Regions from separate parts of the Mus musculus genome. Here region 1 is linked to region 2. Evidence: chromatin loops called from intact Hi-C (ENCODE). Cell type or tissue: heart. All regions are shown on one strand.

What was found. Hi-C counts contacts between places; a loop is a spot of excess contacts. Peaks named below come from ENCODE experiments on the same cell type or tissue, not always from the same donor. Only the 100,000 strongest peaks of a DNase experiment are listed, where the experiment ranks them.
Region 1: a loop joins it to region 2, with 7 times the contacts of the local background. A loop is called at or near these places in 8 of 42 quality-filtered maps.

Annotation. Positions count from the first base shown.
Region 1 is chr8:109,534,158-109,539,157 of GRCm38, reverse strand. It overlaps Pmfbp1 (polyamine modulated factor 1 binding protein 1), which reads right to left. Exons shown (of 21, transcript NM_019938.3): 15 at 3,182-3,346; 16 at 2,439-2,606; 17 at 1,954-2,121; 18 at 1,114-1,217; 19 at 485-559. Among named protein-coding and RNA genes, the nearest start is that of Dhx38, 29 kb to the left of the region's middle. In heart, CTCF peaks have their summits at 2,240 (motif pointing right) and 3,831 (motif pointing left); a DNase peak (open chromatin) is centred at 2,287; H3K4me3 peaks cover 273 bases; H3K27ac peaks cover 1,187 bases.
Region 2 is chr8:107,813,413-107,818,412 of GRCm38, reverse strand. The region is part of intron 1 of Gm42040 (a long non-coding RNA gene); the gene reads right to left. The region is part of intron 2 of Gm39242 (a long non-coding RNA gene); the gene reads left to right. Among named protein-coding and RNA genes, the nearest start is that of Gm39242, 18 kb to the left of the region's middle. In heart, a CTCF peak has its summit at 2,420 (motif pointing left); no DNase peak of the experiment used is centred here; H3K27me3 peaks cover 910 bases.

The DNA of each region.
Region 1 (5,000 bases), 1.7 Mb before region 2:
GACCAGGAGGTGAAGCAGGGTCACAGGGAGAGTAGGACCCTAAGTAAAGGTGCCTCAGTTTCCCGAGGACAAGGTCAAGCAGAGGAACCTTCAACCTGGACTTCCTGCCTTGAAAGCAGTGAGCCATGGCTTCCTTTCGCCTTCGTTCATGGACATCTCTTCCAGCCACTTAGTCCATACACATAGTCCTGTCTGCCACTACTCATTCTTTTCTTAATGCCCTCAGCCTCTGAAACTCACAGGAGTTGAGTGGAAGAAGGAGGTGTGTGATCTCTTACTGTATTGCCATTGAGGGGGAAGGTATTAAGGTCCCTTGTCAGTATAGTCAAGTGACATGTTAGTGTTGCAAAGGAACTGTTTCGGGTCTCAGGGTCTGCCTGGATCTTAGTTTTGTTTTGTTTTTCCTGGGGGGCTGGTCCCCATACAGAATGTCAATCAACCAGGGGTGGTCCCAAGAGGCAACTGTCCAGGGAGGAAGACTTACTCCTTTTCGCCAGTCAACTTGGCAATGTATTTAACCTGCTCTCTCAGCTTGTTTCCCAACTTCTCATTGGCAATCCTGTAACAAAACACACAGGGGAGGGATGACTCTTCCCTAGAGCTGCGAGAAGCTGGCTGATGGGCACTGGGTCTTCCCAGGAGGGTTTCTGCTGGCTCCTTGCCCCCCTCCTGCCCCCCATCAATCACCTCTTCCCTAGAGGGAGAGCCTTGTCAGTCACAAAGGGACTCACATTCTACTAATGCCTTGGTCTACAAGGGATTGGATTCCAAGTGAGGTTGGATCCCAACTTAGGAAGAGGAAGCGTGGACCTCATGGAAACGGGCTCTGTGCTTCTGATGCTACTCTGTTGCTATGCTACAGGCTTTGCAAGGTTGGATCCCAACTTAGGAAGAAGAAGCTTGGACCTCCTGGAAACGGGCCTTCCCGTCGGATGCTACTCTGTTGCTATATAGCAGGGTTTGCAAGATGGCCTGAAAGGGCCAGACCCCTCTTGTCTGATTCTCAGTTCTTGTGAGTGAGTTCTCCGGCAAGCATGTGTGACTGACTTGTCACTGTGGTTCTCAGTTCTTCCTGGCCGTGGGACCTACCCTACCTCTGTCTCAAATACTCACTTCTGCTCCTTTGCCCATTGTTCCACGTTGTTCATAATCTGGTCATTCTCCCGGTGGTGCCTGCAGGTTTCTTTGGGGGTTAGCTTTGCAGGCGGGGAGTACGGCTTTACACACAGGAAGGAAAAACAAGACGATAAGGGATGAGAACACCGACTGCTACCTCCCCCTCCCCCAAATACTGGATTCTTCTTTCTGAGAAAAGAAAAAAAAAATCAGCTCTGCTGCCCAACCTGAGGCTAGAGCTGCCACATGAGGAACCTGCGTAACTCACAGTGGTGACACCTCGGAGGAGGCACGGTTCGTGGCTGATATGTACACTGATAGTAATGATTCTCAGGCTAATGGCAGTGGAGTGACTTGTTCTAAAACAGCAGTGTTTTAGAACAAGTATAAACACAGCCAACGGAAGAAGACAACCAGGAAGAAGAGGTGCTTCTTTTTCATTTGAGCAAGGGCCCTGTGGTCTGCCGTGGATGTCCCTGCTCTGGTTGCTGGATGTGTGGCTTGTCTAGAAAGCTTCTTATCTGCTTGGATGGCAAAAACTAGCAGGACATGCTCAGAGGGCAGCAAACCAGGGTAGGGGTGGGAGGGGGGCATCTTTGTGAGTGGAAACTGATGTCCCAGTCTTTTGCTGGGACCAGGCTTCTCTTGGTTAGAAATGACCCAGAACTATCCAGACTCGGCTCCCTGCTGAATAATGCATGTGTGTGTGTGTGTGTGTGTGTGTGTGTGTGTGTGTATGTGTGTGTGTGTGTGTGTAAGTGTGTGTTCCTTCCATCCCCCCAAATTGCCCAGTCAGGAGGGGTGGAGAGGAAGTGACAGAATCCAAACTGTGCCCACCTCCTTCTCATCTGCAAGGAGGCTCTCTCTTAGGGTCGCCATTTCCTCCTGGAATTCTCGGAGCTGCGACTCCTTAGCTGCCAACATCTTAAGGTCACTCTGGTGCTGCCTCTGCCACTGCAACACCTGGTTGCTCATCTCCTCCAGCTTCTTGTCAAAGTTGTGCACCTACTCAGGAGTGCAAAGTGAGGGGATTGGGGAGGGGTAGTAGGGAAGACGGGACCAGGCAAGGAGGAGTAGACTGGCTTGGGGGGAGTACAGGGGTGTGTGCCTTTAATTTCCAGTGACCAGCAGAGGGCGCCCCTGCTCTGATCTTCCTTCCTTGCCTGCCTGTCAGTCCACAAGCAGAGAAGGTGGAGTGAACCCAGCAGCCAAAGGGTACTGGCTGAGTGCTAAATAATTCTGCCTGCAAAAGGTGACCTTGTGGACCTCTAATAGGAAGGGAGCCCGAGTGAGCGTCCCCTCCCCCACCCCCAAACTCTCACCTCTTGCTCGCTCTGCTGTTGGAAGCCCTGCAGTTTTTTTAACTCCATATTGAGCTTTTTCATCCTTTCCTCATAAGCCGCGATTTCATCTTCCAGTTGAGCTTTCCTCTCCTGGGTCTGTTGCAAGGAGCGATTCAGGCTCTTTGTCTCTGAGGTTGCCTGAGTGAGCTTTCAGCAGAAAACACAGAGTGGATTAGAGTGGCCTCCAGGGCCCTTGGTCTTCTCGGCTGAGTCTTTAGTACAGAAGGTCCCAGGCCCTCTCTGTGGTGGTGCCCATGGTCAGGCTGCAGGTGGTCCAGAGGGAAGGGGAGGGAGAGCAGGTGGCTTTCACCTCTCTTCCCAGTCTTTCATCCTTCCTCATTCCATTTCCAGTTTTTTGTTTTTTGTTTTTTTTTTTCCCCACCGATCTGTAGACATGACCACCAGAGACGGGGCATGGATTCCCCTGATAATCCAGACTTTGGGAAAAACCCTGTCTGTGAATCACCAGTGAGCGGGAAGACTGGTTCGATATTATCATCTCTGCCACCCTACAACGAAGCCGAGGACACCAACATATAAAACTAAGAGAACGCAGGCCTTCGTTGGACAGACCGCCCTGTCCGGGCAAGGGTTAAAAAGCACTGAAGAGTGTCAGTCATACAAGAAATTGACTCCTGTCCACTCGTAGCCCCCCCCCCCCGAGTTTCTTTGACTACTTCTTTGGCAGAGAGTGGGCGTGGCCTCACCTTGCGTGGCCTCACCTTCTCCAGGGCCTGTGTCAGGTCGTCCTGGCAGTTGCCCGACTTCCGCACAAGTTCCTCATAAGCTTCTTTACTAACCATGTTCTGGAAACAGTTCTTCTCTTTCTGGATAGCCGAATCCAGCTGTGTCTGCAGAATCATGATGGAATCCTTCTGGCGGGCTATCTTTAGGGAACAAGAACATCACTATCAAGGCTGTTCCTGGCATGCACAGATGCGCGACTGTAGGAGGCAGACAGGAATTGGGCGCTCTGTCATAGCTGCTGATGTGCACGCGCACATCTCCGCCTCCCTGATAGGAAGAGCAGAGCCCCTTCTGAGCTGCTTGGTATCTCTCCAGCTTCGTTTCTCTTTATGGCTACCATATCGCCAATATAAAAAAAAAAGCTCCGGAACCTGCTAAGTAGATAAGATATGTTTCATAGATGCAAAGATGTCTGTCTGGGCTGGGGAGATTGCGCTGGGGAGATAGCTCGGTCCATACAGTGCTTTCAAGGACTTGCGTTAGACTCATAGAACCTGTTTTAAAAAGATGGATCTTGGGGCTGGAGAGATGGCCCAGTGAGGACCCAAGTTCAATTCCTGGTTCTTACATAGTGGCTTACAACCATCTGTAACTCCAGTCCTGGGGGATCTGATGCCCTCTACTGGCTTCCGTAGGCATTGCATGCATGTGGTTCACAGGGATACATGTAGCCAAATCATATATACATTTACATAAAAAAATTTTTAAAAAGATGCTGGGTATGGCAGTATGCTCTTATAATCCCAGTTCTGGGGACATTAAATAAGTAACCCTCTGGGATTCACAGGCCAAGCAGACTAGCCTGTTTGGTGATTTCTAGGTCACTGAAAGACCCTGTCTCAGAAAAAAAAAAAGTCAGATGACAGACGAGGAATTATCTGAAGTTGTCCTCTGGTCTCCACATGCACCACACATATATGTTCACGAATACCCATGAGCACCTGCACACACGCAGATCTAGAACCCAACACCAGCTCACAGATATGATTCAGCATTCTGCCTACCCAGCCCTGTATGTATTTTGGTCACCTCTGCCTCCTTGTTGGACCTCAGAGCCCAACACAAAATAGGCACGAAATAGTCGTAAAATAAAACGTAAGTTTTCAGGTGTTTAGTTAGAGATTCAAATATTGTATGGTGCAAGGGGTGGGGGTCTTACTGGACACAACTTTGGCAGTTTTTTTTTTTTTTTTTTAGAACAATTCTGTGGGCTGGCGAGATGGCTCAGCAGGTAAGAGCACTGACTGCTCTTCTGAAGGTCCTGAGTTCAAATCCCAGCAACCACATGGTGGCTTACAACCATCCGTAATGAGATCAGATGCCTTCTTATGGTAAGTCTGAAGACAACTACAGTGTACCTACATATAGTAAATAAATAAATCTTAGAGAGAGAGAGAGAGAACAAGAGAGAGAGAGAACAGGAGCCAAACTAGAAACACAAAGAGGAGTCACAACTATGATTACCTTTGCTATAGTACTGAGTTAAGGAGAAAGATGGTATTACCTTGACCATAAGAAGTAGGCACTTGACAGAATTCAACACCTATACTGACAAACCTCTAACGGAGGAACCGAAGGAAGCCGATAAAGGCAGCACTAAGCCCATCGGGCACATGGTACTGAAGCCGATGCATGGCCTTAAGAGCAAAGGACAAGATGCCTACTAGCGCTGCAGCCCGTCATCAAACCAAAGATACCGCCCAATGTGATAAGGCAAGACAAATAAAACAAAGATAAATATTACAAAGAAATATTTAGAGAACCGTGTTGTTTACAAATGGTCTAATTATCTTA
Region 2 (5,000 bases):
TCCTGGCTTTATGTATGCATCCGTATACACAAACACATATCTAACCATTTATCTAGAAAGAGTGTGGGCTGCCCTCAGTTATATCACAGGTTGATAGCCTTCTTTTTCTTTCTTTTTTTTTTTTTTTTTTTGAAGCAAAACAACCTTTCTGTCTAATTTTCTACTTCTTCAGCTCTCAGAAAAACCTTCAAAATCCTTTGCAAATTGGTTCTCATGTGCAGGGCGTTTAATGTTTAGTATTTGAGGTGTTTTAGTCAGTGCCCACATAAAACAAGAGGACAGACCCAAGTCGATGTGTGTTTAGATAAAGAAGCAAACTCTGTGCCCATTGTTCCTGATGGCCCAGGGGACCACCCCTGAAGAGGAATATCAGCTAACATTTTAGGCTTGTTTTGAAAATCCAGAAAAGCCCCATATGAGACCTGCCGACACCAGCCATGATAGGACGATGCTGGATGATAACAATCTAACAAAGAATAAGCGTCGGCTCACTACCAACTCACCAGAACAAGATCCTTTAGCTCTCAAAGCTAAGCCAAGTTGATATTAAGACTGTCTTAGCCGATCCTTCTTGAACAGAGAATTATACGTGGACCTGGACAACCGGGAGAAAATGATGCCAATAAAAAACAGAATCAGCTATCAGACCCTAATCTACTTGTAACAGTGAAAATCCCTCCAAACAGTTGGCCCTAACAGCCATGATGGCATGGCGACTATCAATACGGCATAGAATGGATCATTTGGTCAAAAGGAACACACCAACAGGCACATCCGAAGCAGCCGAGTACTCATCAGGCCACCTACATTTCTGCAATCTCTCTGTGCTTTAAGTTTTGAAAGGTTGATCATTTATCTTTTCAAAAGAGTTTCCCAACGGCTAACAAGACGGATCAAGTCACTCTGTGTAACCTGATTAAACTTCACATGGGGGAGACTGGGCCAGTCCGAGCCCTCCCCTCACACGGTCATTTTTCTGCCATTTTGCGGCGGCTGCTCCACCTGGCTCGGGCGCAGCTGTCATAAATCGCAGGTGACACAGCTGTGCGATTTAAGATCATCAGCTCCAAAAATATAAGTTCTTTTTTTTTTTAAATTTAAATCACTTCCAGGTCTTCCTCTTCACTGAGAGACAATAGGTCTTTGTACTCACTTTATCTTCCCATGTGGTAACTGCACCTGAGCAGAACTGGGCAGTGTGGGATAAATAAATAGAGGACACTTTGCAAAATCATCTGGACATTAAATACGCATTTTTTTTAAATCGTATTTTGAGCTGCTTTAGGAAAAAAGGAGCTGGAGAAACCAGCTTCTTTGCAAGTTAATGGGCAGGCAGGAAAATTCTCAGAGCCATTTCCAAACTCGCATTCGAATCAGGGAAAACCAGTGTGAGGCACAGATCCCTGTGGCGTCTGTCCTCGGGCACTAGATTCCGCACATTTCCCCTCACGTGAGTGATTGTGTATGTAAGGAGCATTTTACATAGTTCTCTTCTGTGTTTTCTCAGTTTTTAAAAAGAAAATCATGTAAAAAGGGTTGGGGTCTTGTTAGGAATTGCTACATCCAAACTGGAGCTGACTTTGCCCACTGAAGCTGATGGGCTGACATGATCCTTTGTAGTACTGGGTTTTTCCCCCTCCCTCTCAGCATCTGCCCGAATCTCTCTACAAGCTCTTCTCTTGGTCAGCAGAAAGGATCTGTCCTCTTGGAGTCCAGGAAAAGCAAATTGAACTGTGTGAGGACTCTGCTGTAATGCATTTATCTAAGCATCAGTTAGGTGTGTCTGACCACTCTTACTGGGGTGGTTTCTACAGACTACCTGCCTCTATTTAATCCATTCCTCTCCCTGCCAGAGACACACATCAAACAGGAGAGACATATGACCAAAAGAAATACCTATTTTCTCACACTTTCCACATTAAATATCTCCAACCTCTGATAGAAGCCTCTTTAAAGTAGAATTAATTTCTGTATTTAAAAACATAACAGCTTGTGGTGTTTTACTTTGGTTGCACTGGTGGGGCAATCTGTAGGTGCTCACGTTCTTATTATACATGTATTTTAATCTACAACCCAGCCTGATGGGTCTCTTATTTTCCTAACTGCCATTTCCCTCTCCATTTGAGACCTTATTTGTTATCTCTTGCTCAATGCTTATTCAAAAAGAAAAAAAAAATTCCACTCAATCTTTTTTTTAAAAATTGGTCAGCAAGACAATATACAAAAGGACAGGAAACACACACACACCGGAGTCATGCACAATCTATAATTTTCCAATGTAGAACAGGTTTCTTTTTCCCCCCTTCCTCCTATAGCCTCATCCAAAGGAAAAAGGGGAATTATTTACATTCACAGCTTAAAAAATAATTATAATGCTTTTTTTTTCTCCACACTCACCGCTGCTGGGCACAGGGGTTTGTTTTGTGGAGAGAGACTGCCCTCTGCAGGGAAGAAAGGTTTAAAAAAAAAAAAAAACCACATCTTTCAGGCAGTCAACAATACAAGACAGCTGGGTGCTAAAATATAAACAAATAGTTTTCCAAATATGTTTGCTTGTAAGCAATTAAACTGTACTTACTCTCAGAGAGAGAGAGAGAGACTCGTCCACATTCTTCTTTTTTTTTTTTTTTTTACACTGGCTTACTCCAAAACAGCTCTAGTGTGTACAAGACAATAAGAAAGAGGTAACTTCTTAGTGGGTGTCCCGGGCAAGGTGCACGGTGGAATAAAACCGTGGTTCGGACTTCCTTCTTCCCTCAAATCAGGGTGAGCGAAGAAGAAAACAGACAACAAACCCCTAACAGTCATTCCAAAACCTGGAGAAACGTGTACAGCAAGGGCTGGAATTTTTACATCCAATCTCCCTAGATTTTTCTCCTCTAGTCCTGAGCTGGGGCTCAGGTTGGGGGTCCAGTCAGGGGTAGGGGCAAGCTTTAAATGCCTAGAAAACCAGTTTGTTTCAAGGTTTTTAGATCATGAGGTGAACTGATGCCAGCGTCACTTCACGGTATGTTTTTCAAGAGAAATGGATACAAATTGAGAAAAGCCTAATGTAGGTCGTAATAACTTTATGTGTCAGGGTGTGAGTCCGTGATGGGGATAACTGATGACATAATCCTCTCCGGGGTCCCACCCCACCTTAGCTCTGCCTGTCCTGCGCCAAATCCCCCTCGCATTCACGAGAAGGGGAAGGTTGTCTCTGCTTCTTTTGGTTTAGGAAATTTTTTTAAGGTTTTCACACAGTAGATTCTGTAAATAGGAAGGGCGTGAAAAGACGTCCCATTTGGGTGACATCTTCCGCGTCCTGACATCTTTCTAGGTGATTCCTTACACTTCAACAGACCCTTCCAGAAGACTTTGGCTCCCATTGTCGTGCTCCCCGCTGGAGCTTCTGCCGGGCCCACAAGAACTGACCTCCTTCTCCCAGTCTCTAAATGTGACCGGCAGGGGGGCTGATGGCGTGCTCATTTTTTACATCAGTCTTATAAATTGCTTTCCCCATTAATTGTATCCATGGAAACAATACATTTGGCTGGGAAGGGACTCCTGAATAAAATTTAATGGGATTCTCAAAAAAGAGAAAACGTACAAGCTGACAGACGCTCCTGCAGGCCACGCTAGCAATCTGGGTTCTCGGTTGCTACAAGATTCATTTTCTGGTCCTCAAAAACTGTTTCGAGCTGAAACCAAATTCAAGTGAATGAGAAGATAAAATAAACAACAGCAAACCAAACAAACAAAAACCCTGCCTTCTTGCATCCTTAAAAAATTAGGAAGGAAGAAGAGGCAAAAATAACCCAGCCATCCTGAACAGAGTTTAAAAAAAAAAATCCTAACATTTCTCAAGGAAGAATGATGATGAATGGCACTCGGGGGTCCTTTCTACTCAAGTCTGGCTAATATAAATATGGAGAAAACATCAGGTTCCCACAGCAATAGCCAATAGTCAGATGCTGAAGTAAGTATGGGACTACGTCAAGCTCACCACCTCCATACTCTGCACTATCCTCAATAAACATTCTAGGCAGCCACTCTGGTCCTCTGCATCTTCCTTGTAGAAAGGTACTGTAGGGTCATACTGCAAAGCTGCCTACATTGAATTTGGGAAACGTGTGGGTAGACGCCAGTCGTTATAGCATTAGTTACTACTGTGAAAAACCAAGGGTTTGTTTCGTTTTGTTTTGTTTTTAAAGGGGTGCCATCTCTTTACAGTAATAATAATAAAATCCACTCAAACCTCTTGGAGGCTTCTCTTAAAGTTAGATGGATGTGATGTAGATAAAGAAGGATGTGACTTTAAATCTAATAATGATGCATGAATTTCAAATTATCCATGATGGTTTTCCCTGAGCCTCAAATCATTTCTGCCTCTGGGTAAATAGCTTAAATTCTTTAAATATATAAAAATTCACTTTCGACATTTCCTCTATATAAATGATCCTCTCCCTGAAATGAAAGGATGTGCCTGCTGCATCAAGGCTTCACACCCACATTACCTCTAAGAAGCCTTGCGAATGAGAAATTCAGAGGAGAAACTCGGACTGGGTACAGATCAGCCAGAGAGAAGGCAAGAGATGCCTGGAAGCCAAATCCAGAGCCTAGCACAGGCTAAGCATATTCCCTCTCAATCCCTCCCTTCCTCCCTCTGGTCCATCCCTGGCTGCTGGTTCTTGGCTGAATCTCTATCCAGATGCCAGCGAAACTCAGACAAGTGAATCCAGCAAGAACCAGAGAGATGACAGAATCTTGGAGGAGCTCAGACTCAAGAGAGTCTCAAAGCCAGTCTCCCTAACGAGCACCGTGGCCAGGTTCTGTTATCCGGCCTGCCTGGCACATCCCACTTAGCATTGCTTTTGCCGCCCTTTACGGGCTAAAGTTCTTAACAGGAAGCTTGTCTTTCCACAGTAGGAACAATGACTTGACTATAAGCGGACAGATATCACGTCTCTGATATCACGGGTACACTTTTAAATTTACCTAAAACAAAAGGAGCCTTGGAA